Regions from separate parts of the Homo sapiens genome. Here region 2 is linked to region 1. A link is a contact called in ENCODE Hi-C or POLR2A ChIA-PET data. All regions are on one chromosome and are shown on one strand. The core of a region is the stretch at or near the end of the contact, and the rest is flanking DNA. Distances in the headings are between cores, read along the strand shown. Region 1 holds the start of FHL3 (four and a half LIM domains 3). Region 2 holds the start of LINC02786 (long intergenic non-protein coding RNA 2786).

Region 1 (5,379 bases), core at 2,532-5,031:
CCAACAATCTCCCCTCACAAGGCACCTCCCAGTGAACCTCCTGGAGCTCAGAATGACTGCGTAACTGGCTATGGTGTATGGAGCAGCTCAAGCTGTAAGGTTTGAATCCTGGCTCCTGCACTTACTGGCTGAGTGATCTTGGGCAAATCCCTAAGCCTGTTTTCCCATCTAATTAAATGAGATACTACCACTTCCTACCTCCTAAGTTTGTTGTCAGGCTTAAATGTGATGATACTTGTAAAGCACCTGGCAGATAATAAATACTCAGAAAATGGTAGCTATTAGTATTTTACTATTAGCGCCCTCACTCATACTGGGGCCAGATAGCAGTTTCACAGGCAGGTCTGGGTCAAGCAGCTGGACTGGAATTTTTTTTTTTTTTTTGAGACAGAGTCTCGCTCTGTCGCCCAGGCTGGGGTACAGTGGCGCAATCTCGGCTCACTGCAACCTCCACCTCCCGGGTTCAAGTGATTCTCCTCCCTCAGCCTCCCGAGTAGCTGGGACTACAGGCACCTGCTACCACGCCCGGCTAATTTTTTGTATTTTTAGTAGAGACGGGGTTTCACTGTGTTAGTCAGGATGGTCTCGAACTCCTGACCTCATGATCTCCCTGCCTCAGCCTCCCAAAGTGCTGGGATTACAGGCATGAACCACCACACCCTGCCTGGACTAGAATTTTTAAATAGAGATGGGGTCTCAATATGCTGCGCAGGCTGGTCTCAAACTCCTGGGCTCAAGCTATCCTCTTGCCTTGGGTTCCCAAAGTGCTGGGATTACAGGCATGAGCCACAGTGCCAGCCCAATTTTTTTTTTTTTTTTTTTTTTGAGACAGGGTCTCACTCTGTCACCCAGACTGGAGCGCAGTTAACTCCATCTCGGCTCACTGCAATCTCCACCTCCCAGGTTCAAGCGATTCTTCTGCCTCAGCCTCCCAAGTAGCTGGGATTACAGGAGGGCACCACCATGCCCAGCTAATTTTTGTATTTTTAGTAGAGATGGAGAGTTTCGCCATGTTGGCCAAGCTGGTGTCCGCTCAGCCTTTTTGTTTTTTTTTTTTGTTTTGAGTTGGGGTCTCACTCTGTTGCCAGGGCTGGAGTGCAGTGGCACGATCATGGCTCACGGCAGCCTCGAACTTCTGTGCTCAGCCAGGTGAGGTGGCTCACACCTGTAATCCCAGCACTTTGGGAGGTTAAGGCCGGTGGATCACCTGAGGTCAGGAGTTCAAGACCAGCCTGGCCAACATGGTGAAAACCCATCTCCACTAAAAATACAAAAATTAACTAGGCATGGTGGCGGGCGCCTGTAAGCCCAGCTACTCAGGAGGCTGAGGCAGGAGAATTGCTTGAACCGAGGAGGTGAAGGTTGCAGTGAGCCAAGATCATGTCATTACACTCCAGCCTGGGCTACAACAGCAAAACTCTGTCTCAAAACAAAACAAAACAACAACAAAAAAAACAACTCTGGGCTCAAGCAAACCACCTGCCTCAGCCTCCTGAGTAGATGGGACTACAGCCATGTGCCACCATGCCCAGCTAGGTTTTTCTATTTTTTGTAGAGATGGGGTTCTCACTATGTTGCCCAGGGTGGTCTTGAACTCCTGGCTTCAAGTGATCCTCTGGCCTCAGCCTTCCAAAGTGCTGGGGTTACAGGCGTGAGCCACTGTGCCCAGCCTGGTCTGAAATTTGACCTGGACATTCTCAGCATAGGCCCAGGGAGAGAATAGGGGGCCCCAGGCCCATGGGGCTTGCTGAGGACACCAGTGGGGAAAGTGGTCGCTTCAGTCCGGTCAGCCTGACTCTAGTAAGCTTAACTCTTGAGATCTCTCATGCAGGTCCACGGATGTAGACACCTGCATGCTGCTTTGCCACTCACAAAGTCCATGCCCACCACAATCTCATCAGATCTCACAAAAGGCAGGCAGGACAGAGTATCATCCCCATTTTACAGCTGAGCACAAGGAGGCCAGGAATAGAGCAGGTTCATGCCCAAGGTCCCGATCAGGACCCAGGTCCCCTGCCTCCCAGCCCAGAGCTCTTCCCTCTCCCTAAAAATGCTGCCCTGGTGATGAAGCGGATGGTGACATGGGGGTGGTCAGTTTTTAAGGGCAGGGGAACAGGAGATGCACCAGAGCCTGGCTCTTCTCCTCAGCTGCTAGCCCTGTGATTGGAAGACACCCAGAAGCCTTTCCAATGCCCCATGCCAACCATTCAATCCTTCTGCCCCCACCCCCAACATGCCCACTGTCCAGGAGGACCCTGGCCAGGTCCCACAGCTGTGAGTCAGGATCAGAACAGACCCCTCCCCCACCTTCTAGAAGCTGACAGGAGACTTAAGGGGAGAAATCCAACTCCCTCAACCCTCACCCTCTGCTACCGGGCACCAACCCCAAGCTCTGCTCTCCCCCATGTGGCCTGGAAGTCAGAGAAGTTTAGGGAAGGGGGTTGGGGAGCAAGATCCCGCAGCTGCTCTGGGGACATGAGAGGAACAGTTCATTCACCCTGGGTCCCCCAGGGCTGAGGCAGCCCATCCAAGATTTGAGTTCAAAAATAAGTTGGGGCTGTCTTGGTGGCTGTGTGTGTGCGTGGGGCTCTTCTTGATCTCGAACTTACTGTCTCAGGGCCTCTGCCTCATGGGGGATCGGTAGGCTCAGAGTTTCTGTTTCCCCACAGCCTCACCTCCCAATGGTTCAGGCCCGGGTAAGTCAGGGGCTGTCCTGGAAGCTGTCAGACCACCTAGGTCTCTCTGCCCCCACTTAGTCTCAGTTTCTGGTGTCTGTCTCTGCTTCACTCAGCATCTCTGTGTCTGGGCACACTTCAGTCTCTGTCTTTAGGTTTTGGACGGCTCTGTATCTTGACTGGCTGTCCCCCAGGGGGCCCATGCCTCTGTGGATCTCAAGTCTTGGTCTCTTCTTGTCTACATGGCTGAATGTCTCAATCCCCACCACCTCCCTTTCTCTGTCTCTGCATCCAAGTCTCTTTCGCCACCTCTGCACGCCTGAATGTCTCTGTCTCTAGTCTCTGAGCGTCTCTGCAGGCCTCAGAGAGCAGATTCAGCATGAGGCCAATGACGCCCAAGCCTCAGGGCACCTCCAAGGCCCGGGGAAGGGCCCTAGGGAATGTGTTCGCTGGGGTCCCACGTATGCTTTTTCTGAAAATGCTCCACAAAGCCTAGGACGGCCCCCATGCCTCGGGTCTGTCCACCAGTAACTCTGTACGCCCGGTGTGTCCTTGTTTCAGTGGTCTCGGTAGCCTCCTGTGCCTCGAGTCCCTGCCTGTCTCGGTCTCTCGCTCCACCGGGCTTTCCGAGAACCTCAGTTTCTCCAGCGCTTCTGGTCGGTCGGTCTGTCTGTCTCTCTCCGGCTTTTCTATTTCAAACTTAGCCCCCTCCCCCGCCCAACTCTCGCTGCCGCCCCCGCCCCCGCCCCGCCCGATAGCCCGGAGGGGTCCAGTCCCGGCGGGCGCTGTCCCGGGCTCGGCGTGCCCCGGGCACCCGTGGCCAGAGCCCGGCGGGTACAGGGGACCGGGGCCGCGGCTGGCCTCAGCCCTCCGCGGGTCCCTTCGCTCCCCGGCCTGGGCGCGGGGGCGGACCGCCAGGGCTGGGAGCCGGGGTCGGCGGGGCGCTCACCTCGAAGCGGGCGGCGGGAGCGGGGAGCGCGCGGCGCAGGCGGGGCCGGGAACCGGGCGCCGCGTCCCTCGGCGGCTCCTACCTGCGGGCCGGGCCAAGCGGGGGCCGAGCGAGCTGCCGGCGAGGCTGCCGACTGCAGACGGACCGTGTGGGCGAGTGGGAGCGCGGCCCCAACCCCTCCCCGAGGAAGTGAGCGCGGGCCCGCCCCGCCCGGACCCCGCCCCCGGCCCCCCAGCCCGCCGCGGGGGCCAGACCCCGCCCCCACCTCCCTTTCGGCCGCCAGTCGGCCCGGCCCCCTCCTCCCGCCCGGCCTAACCTGGCTCTCCCAACCTTCAAGCGGCCGGGACCCCGCCCCTGTCCCCTCCCCGCAGCCTCTGTTCTCCTCCCCTCCCACCCCCCATCCCCAGCTGCCAGAGGGAGACTGCTGTATTCCATCTCAGGCCGGCGACACGAGACCCCGCAGACCATGGTCCACTGGGGGAGTCCTCTGGCCTCCTCGGATCCCCCCACCCCTTCACCTTACCCCAGGGGTGACACTCAGCCCGGCCTTAATCCAGCCTGGAGGAGGACGTTTTGACTCTGCTGTCATGAGCCTGTCAGCGGGCACCAAGGTGTTCTCTGAAAACATGGGACGAAGAGAGGACCCCTCCCCACCATAGGGCCTTGACCTCCAAAGGGTTTTATTCCACAACTTTGAGTAGCAAAAACAGGGGTAACCACCTCCCCACTTCCAGCAGCCTCCTGACACTGAGAAGTCCTGCCTTGCCTGGGTTTCCGCAGTGCCCAGGAATAGTTTTGACCTTTGAGGCCCGGGGGAGACCCTAATCCTCGGCCCCATGATCTTTGGGCTTCTAGGGTGGGGTGTGAGGAGTGTGAGAGGATGGGGCACCTCAGGGGTGGTGGAGGAGAGGGGAGGGGACCTCTGCGGTGTCTGAGCCTCTGGCTTCCTCCCTGTGTCCGTGAGGGAGGACTGGCGCCTGCTAGGGACACGAGGCCCCTCCAGGTCCTTAAGGCCACCCCCCCTGGGATCCTCAGGCTTGTCACTAGGAATAAATAGCCTCAGTCTGGAAGAGGTGGGGGAGGGAGGGAGGCAGGAGGCTCTACTGTGCTGTTTGTGGAAACAAGAGACAACAAATCAACCCCGGAATAACCTTAGCATCTAGAGTGAAGATTCAGGTGCCCACAGAGGCCTCCCCACACCCCAGGCTGGGTGTAGCAGAGCTCTCACGGAGGAACTAACACCCTCCCAGGCTGGGGCTCCTGAGAACCTTTCCGTCCCATCTCTGCATCATGCCTGGGTTCCTGGGTCCCAAGTCACCCACCAGGTCTGGTTTCCTTTCAAAATTAAATCATTGCTTGCTTATTATTGCTGTTGTTGCCTAAATGGTAAGAGCCATGAAGGCAGGGCTCCGTTTTGTTCCCCACTGCCTTCTCAGTACTTACTCCAATATCCGGCACATAATAAACATCTGATGAATGAATGGATACCAGACACTGCTTCAGTATGTATGCCCCTCTAACATCCTCGGTTTGGATCACAGGCACCTGCTATCTGGAGTCCAGGCAGTGAGCATCCAGCCCATGGATGGGGCCTTTTTCTGGGATTTTTTTTTTTTTTTTTTTTTTTTTTTTTTTTGAGATGGAGGCTTGCTCTGTTGCCCAGGCCGGAGTGCAGTGGCGCACTCTCCGCTCACTACAACCTCCACCTCCCAGGTTCAAGCGATTCTTCTGCCTCAGCCTCCCAAGTAGCTGGGA
Region 2 (5,721 bases), core at 2,422-4,921, 140 kb after region 1:
GCAGCGTTGTTTCTGCTGCTGCCTCCATAGCCTCCCTTGGGAGGCCGGGAGCCAGGACTCAGACAAAGTGTGGGTTTCCTCTCAGGTGGACAGCACGCCTGCCCTCCCGCCTATGCAGAGGCCACAGAGATATTGCCCACCAGATTCAGGGCTCTCATAACTCTTTCAAGACAATCACTTTATTTATATGACTTTGTTTAAAAAACCCACAGACGATCCACCACGGGGACATCTCCGACTGGCTCAGCTTGGTTCTCTCCTATCCTCTGAGTCCATAACTCTTAGTCTTTTGATTCTCCCAGTCCACACACTATAAAAATCTTATTTCTATAAGGTCTTTTATGGTTACCAAGATAGTCAATAGTGTCATTTTCATTCATATCATTCTGCAGGGAAGTTAGAGGAAACGAACCAGACAGAGGAGAGCTATAAATAAGGTTCAGCTACACAAGGCCCCAAGCAGATCCCACTGTGTTCTTTTAAAACTACTCATGCACAGAATACACACACACGACATATACCTATGCACATGTATGCCCAGTCATGCTAGAGACAGGTGCACACGAACTCACCCATGCACACAGGATGCTTTGTCCACATGCTGCTTGCATACACACACGCATGTATGTGCTTGCACAATTTAGCAGTTTTAGAAAAAAGCCCTTTATGGGATTTGCCTGTCTTTGGAGGGCCAAGAGCAGGCAGCAGTACTTGCTGTGGTGAGATGGGGGTACTGAAGCAGGCCAGCTCAGAGAACGCATTCCAAAGCCATGAACTGCAAGGCTGGGCACCTGGCCATCCATGAGCTCATGTGTGGGGAGCTTTGGAATTCCCGCCAACACAGGAGCTTAGCTCCGGCCTGAGTGGCAGAGGCAGCCACCCAGCCAGCACTGGGAATGCCGGGCCACTCTCAGAGCTTCCTCTGACTGTCTCTTGGTGTCATCTGAGGGCCAAACCCCTCATTCTTTGGAGGAGAGCCAGCTAGCTTCACCATTCTGGTTTGTGCCTTGCTGCCACACCTGATTGTCCACAGCCCTGCTGCCCACAGCTTTGCCTTCAGGGCAGGACCCCAGAGGAGGAGCATAAGTTGTGGCCCTAGAACAGAAAGCAGGAAGCCTTGGGCACTGAGGCCCAAGAGAGGCAGAGAGAGAGCTGGCAGGGGAGGGGAGGGTAAGAAGTCTTCCGAGGGAAAGCTGGGGAGGAGCCTTCCCCATCTTTCCCTGACTTTCTGTCTCTGACAATGTTATTGCCACTGCCTGGACCCCTGGGAGCAGGTAGGGGAAGGGAGGGGCTGCATGGCTAGTGCCAGAGAACTGTACTCTCCTTAGAGAATTCCAGGCTCATTGGCCTGGGGTGCAGAGGAAGGAATGGCCGCTAGAGTCAAGAGGTCTGGGTTCTAGCACTGACTAGCTGCACACTGCAGCCTTTTGCGATGCTGGGCAGACACCCTCCCCTCTCAGGGCCGCTATACCCCAGTGAACCGTAAGGAGGGATGCGCTCTCAGGTTCCTCCTAGTTTGGGAACTGCAGGTGGATTAGGCACACTTCAGGGTTCCAGGGCAGGTGTGTCTCCTTAGCTTCCCCATCTGCAAAATGGGGCTGATGATTTTTTACTGTTGGCGACATCCCAGGGACACTGTGAGGGAAACTGGGCGAAAGTCCAGGTGTACGGATGAGCTTATTTGGGAACTGGTGGCTTTGGAACTCATAACGAATGCAACCCATCAGGGTGCCCAAGACCTTGCAAAGGATCCCCTCCTACCCCCAGCTTCTTTCTTCCTCCTTACTACCCAGCACCCCCTGTACTCCCCCAGCACTGGAGAGCTGAGAATGCAGCCCAGGGCTCTGAGCTCGAGGCCTTGGAATTCCTCTATTCCCCTACTGCCTTCTTCAAGGGAACTATTAATTGTAATTTAAGCCTCCCAAGTTAAAAGCAGCGTGCAGATTTAAGGATTCTTTCATCCCAATTACACATCGTTTCTGGCTGCACTTTAGTGCCAGGCTTTTATCTGTTGTTCTGGGGAATCACTTATTGGCCAGAGCAGCGGGCTCCACGCAGATTGCTCCCTGATTATGTTTAATGGCAAATGGAGAGTTAACTCTCCTCCCTCCCCGGAGCTGTGTCGGCACTTTTCCCAGCCCAGCCGAGAGCAGCCCAGGGGAACAGGAGGGCATGGAATGGGGGAGCTGCAGGGACCTCCATGTCCTGGGACTGTTTGTGCAGGGCTCCGAGGGGACCCATGTGGCTCAGGGTGGCTAAGGGGGCAATGCTGCCCCCACCCGCTGGATGACCCAAGTGCTGTGTTTCAAATGCTGATAGCAGCCCTTTGTTTATTCTACACATTCCACTACCATGGGAGGCTACTGTGCATTCATGCCTTGGGCTGGCCTGTTTCCTCACCCACACTGGAGTGTGCCCGGCAGTTAGGGCCACTGCATCAGTCTTATACACACTTGCACACTCCGGGTGAGCCCAGCTCCTGAACCTGCACTGCCACACGCACACTCACACACACTCACACTCACAATCAACATCTCCATGTGCACGATCACACTCGACTTGCATAGACTCCCTACTCTCACCTGCGAGCACGCTCTCAGCTCAGTCCCAAACATGCACAGGGCTGGACCCTTCTCCACCATCAAATGGAGACTTTTCTGTCTGTCTTTTTGTCTTTTGCTCACAGAATTAGGCTGCCAGAGGAGCTTGGAGTGGATCTTGGAATGTCAGGTGATGAGATCATAGACTCAGACCCCTGTGCCATTGAGCCCCCAGGGTCACTCACTTCCACTGGGTTCCTGAGCCCCAGTAGGATTGTACCTTGTCACAGAGTTTGGGCTGGCTCAGTCCTTTGGATGCTACTCTGTGAATCTCAAACTTGACGCTCCAAAGCAGAGCTCCTGGTCTCCCCCAAACCTGCTTCTCCTGCAGTCCTCCCCCGTCTCAGCTCTTGGCAAGTCCTTGCTTCCATTGCTCAGGACAAAAAAACCCTGGAGTCATTCTTGACTCCTCTCTTTTTCTCACTTCCTACTTCTAGTCCATCAGCAGATCATGCTGGCTGTATTTTAAATACATATTCTTAATCTGATCACTTCTCACCACCCCCACTGCCACCACCTCGACCAACCCCACGAAGACCTGGTTTACTGTAGCAACCTCCAGACAGGCTTTCCTGCTCCTGCTCCTCCCCTCCATGCGGCAGCCAGACCCTGTCCTTCTCTGCTCCTCTTGAAGAAATACTTGAGGACCTTACAGGGGCTTGTGAGTCCTTATGTGATCTGCTCCTTTAACCCCACCCACTCCTGACTTCTCCTCCCCTATTTTCTCTCCTGCACTCCTCTCCAGCCACAATGACCTCCTTGCTGCACCCGTGCCTTAGAGTCTTTGCTGTTTCTCTGCCTAGAATGCTTTTCTACCCGATCTTTGCTTGAATAACCCTCTTCCTCCTCCTTCAAGCCTGCTCCAATGTCACTTCTTAGTGAGATCACCTTAAATATCCTATTGATCCTGCAACCTGCTGCCCCTTCAGCCCTGCTCTCCCAATCCAACTTACTCTGCTTTTATTCTTTTTTTTCCTTTTTCTCTTTTTCAGCAGAACATATACCTTCTATCACAAGTTGGGTGCACTGGGAAACAGACTCCGACAGAGACTTCGGCTTGCAGGAGGTTTACAGGGGAAGGCTCTCACAGTGGAGGAAGCAGAACCAGGCAGAGGGAACAGTTGAATTGTGATGTAGTCACAACAAAGGCCTCAGCTGACCCCATGGGGAGCTGTGAGCTGGGGGGACTTTCAGAGTCGCTCTGCATTAAGGTGAGGGGGCTGGGGAACTTATAGCTTCATCTACCTACTATTGGGTGTGGGCTGCCCCCAGGGAAGGGGAGTGACCTTGGGTAAAGCAGCTGTCTTCTTTGAGCACAATTCTGGGGAGGGACTCAGCTGAATGGCTTTGGCCACCAGTGCTCAAAGCAGCTGGGGGTGAGTGCATCCGCTCAGAAGTGGAGAACTGGGTGCCACACCACAGCGTCCACTTTGTCTTTTACTATACATAAATGAGTAAATGTTAATATATAAAATTTATTGTTTGTTGTCTGGGTGCAGTGGCTCATACCTGTAATCCCAGCATTTTGGGAGGCCGAAGCAGGTGGATCACTTGAGGCCAGGAGTTAGAAATCAGCCTGACCAACATGGTGAAACTCCGTCTCTAGTAAAAATACAAAAATTAGCCAGGCATGGGGGCATGCACCTGTAATCTCAGGTACTTGGAAGGCTGAGGCAGGAGAGTCGCTTGAACCTGGGAAGCGGAGGTTGCAGTGAGCTGAGATCATGCCACTGCACTCTAGCCTGGGCAACAGTGAGACTGTCTCAAAAAAATAAAATAAAATAAAATTTACTGTTTGTCTATCTCTCCCTCTAGAAAAGTCCCATGAGGAAAGGGGATCTCTGTGGGTATAGCTCCCTGATGTTTTCCAAGTGCCTGGAACAGTTTTGGCCCATAGTAGGCTCTCCATATATATTTGCTGAATGAATGAATGAACCTGCCCGTTTTTCAGTGTGCTGCTTGTGACTGCCATCAATTTCACTGGAATCTCAATCCCAGTTTTGCTACCAACCAGTTGTGCAAACTATGGGCAAGTTGTCTAACTTTTTGGAGCCTCTGCTTCTTCATCAGTAAAATGGAATAATAGAAGTACCCATCTGACAGGGTTTTAGGATGTAGTTAACTAATGTTTGTAAAGCGCTTTGCAGGTGCTTTGGACAAAGCTGATAGTCACTGAATATTAACTTGTTGTTAATGTTGTTAGTACCTTGGGCTCTCCTTGCTTTGGGTTGCTGCCAGGATTCTTATCAGACTTGAAGACAAAGCCAAAACTCCAGCTGGGAAATCTTGACTTTCCAGGTATACAGGAAGAGGTGGTGTACAGAAGTCTGATCTGCAGAGGTCATTATTGGTTAATGAGGATAGAGGTCTGCTTACAAGTCTCTGGCCGGAATCCTTGCCTTGGGGCAGCTCAATGTGTACCTGTGTGTGTACATGTGTCTGCACACATGATTGCACAGAGTTAATGCAAGCTACATTCAAAGCTGTGCATTCCTAAAGGATAACTGCTCATAGGTATTAGGCCCATATAGGAAGCCAGTCATTAGCAGGGTCAAAAGAGCTATCTTTCCTTCCTATCTTCTGCTCACTCTTTACCTTCTACGTGGGCTTCTTCCCCATTGCTCCTCTGAATGAACTCACTTCCCAATATGCAGTGACTTCCTTGTGGTCAAGTCCAGTGGTTGCTTACTTGACCTCAGCAACAATACTGACCACCACTCTCCATCTTTACTTCCCTGATTTGGGTATAATGAATACCATGGTATGTCTCCCTGGCTTTCCTGCAAAAGGACTCATTGAGGCACTCTGTTCTCCCAGTCAATGAAAGCATCTGTGGCCAACAATATTCTGAGTCTTTTCCCAAGAACTGCCTTTGGCCAAATGGAACTGCCTCTCCCAAGTGTTACGCCACCTCCCAAGGGTTATTACACCACCTCCCAAAGGGTACTACATCTCCCTGGAGATAGTTCCAATTCAATAATGGATAACTCTTCCTTCATTTTGGGACATCTCTAAAGGGTCATAGTTGCTCTAGCACTTTCCACCAGCCCTTGGTCAGCCCAGATTTACCTCTGTTGCCAATACATCAGAGTTCAACTTCTCTCTCTGCCTAGCCTGGCTT

Evidence for each region. A loop is a pair of places that touch in the nucleus more often than their neighbours do. ChIA-PET counts read pairs that join two places held with the same protein, here RNA polymerase II (POLR2A). Pooled maps may share reads with other maps.
Region 2: a pooled map shows a loop between it and region 1 (2.4-fold over the local background). The contact joins the promoter of LINC02786 here to the promoter of FHL3 in region 1. A Hi-C loop is called at or near these places in 2 of 50 pooled maps. POLR2A ChIA-PET finds 5 or more read pairs at or near these places in 5 of 52 experiments (GM10248, H1, MCF 10A and 2 more).

Annotation. Positions count from the first base shown.
Region 1 is chr1:38,001,733-38,007,111 of GRCh38, forward strand. FHL3 (four and a half LIM domains 3) reads right to left here and starts at 3,782. Exons shown (of 6, transcript NM_004468.5): 1 at 3,625-3,782. RefSeq lists an enhancer at 1,792-2,600 and silencers at 3,453-3,812, 3,843-3,902.
Region 2 is chr1:38,137,904-38,143,624 of GRCh38, forward strand. LINC02786 (long intergenic non-protein coding RNA 2786) reads right to left here and starts at 3,672. Exons shown (of 6, transcript XR_001737991.3): 1 at 3,554-3,672. It overlaps LOC105378654 (a long non-coding RNA gene), which reads left to right and starts at 3,768. Exons shown (of 7, transcript XR_001737987.2): 1 at 3,768-3,811. RefSeq lists an enhancer at 2,214-3,127.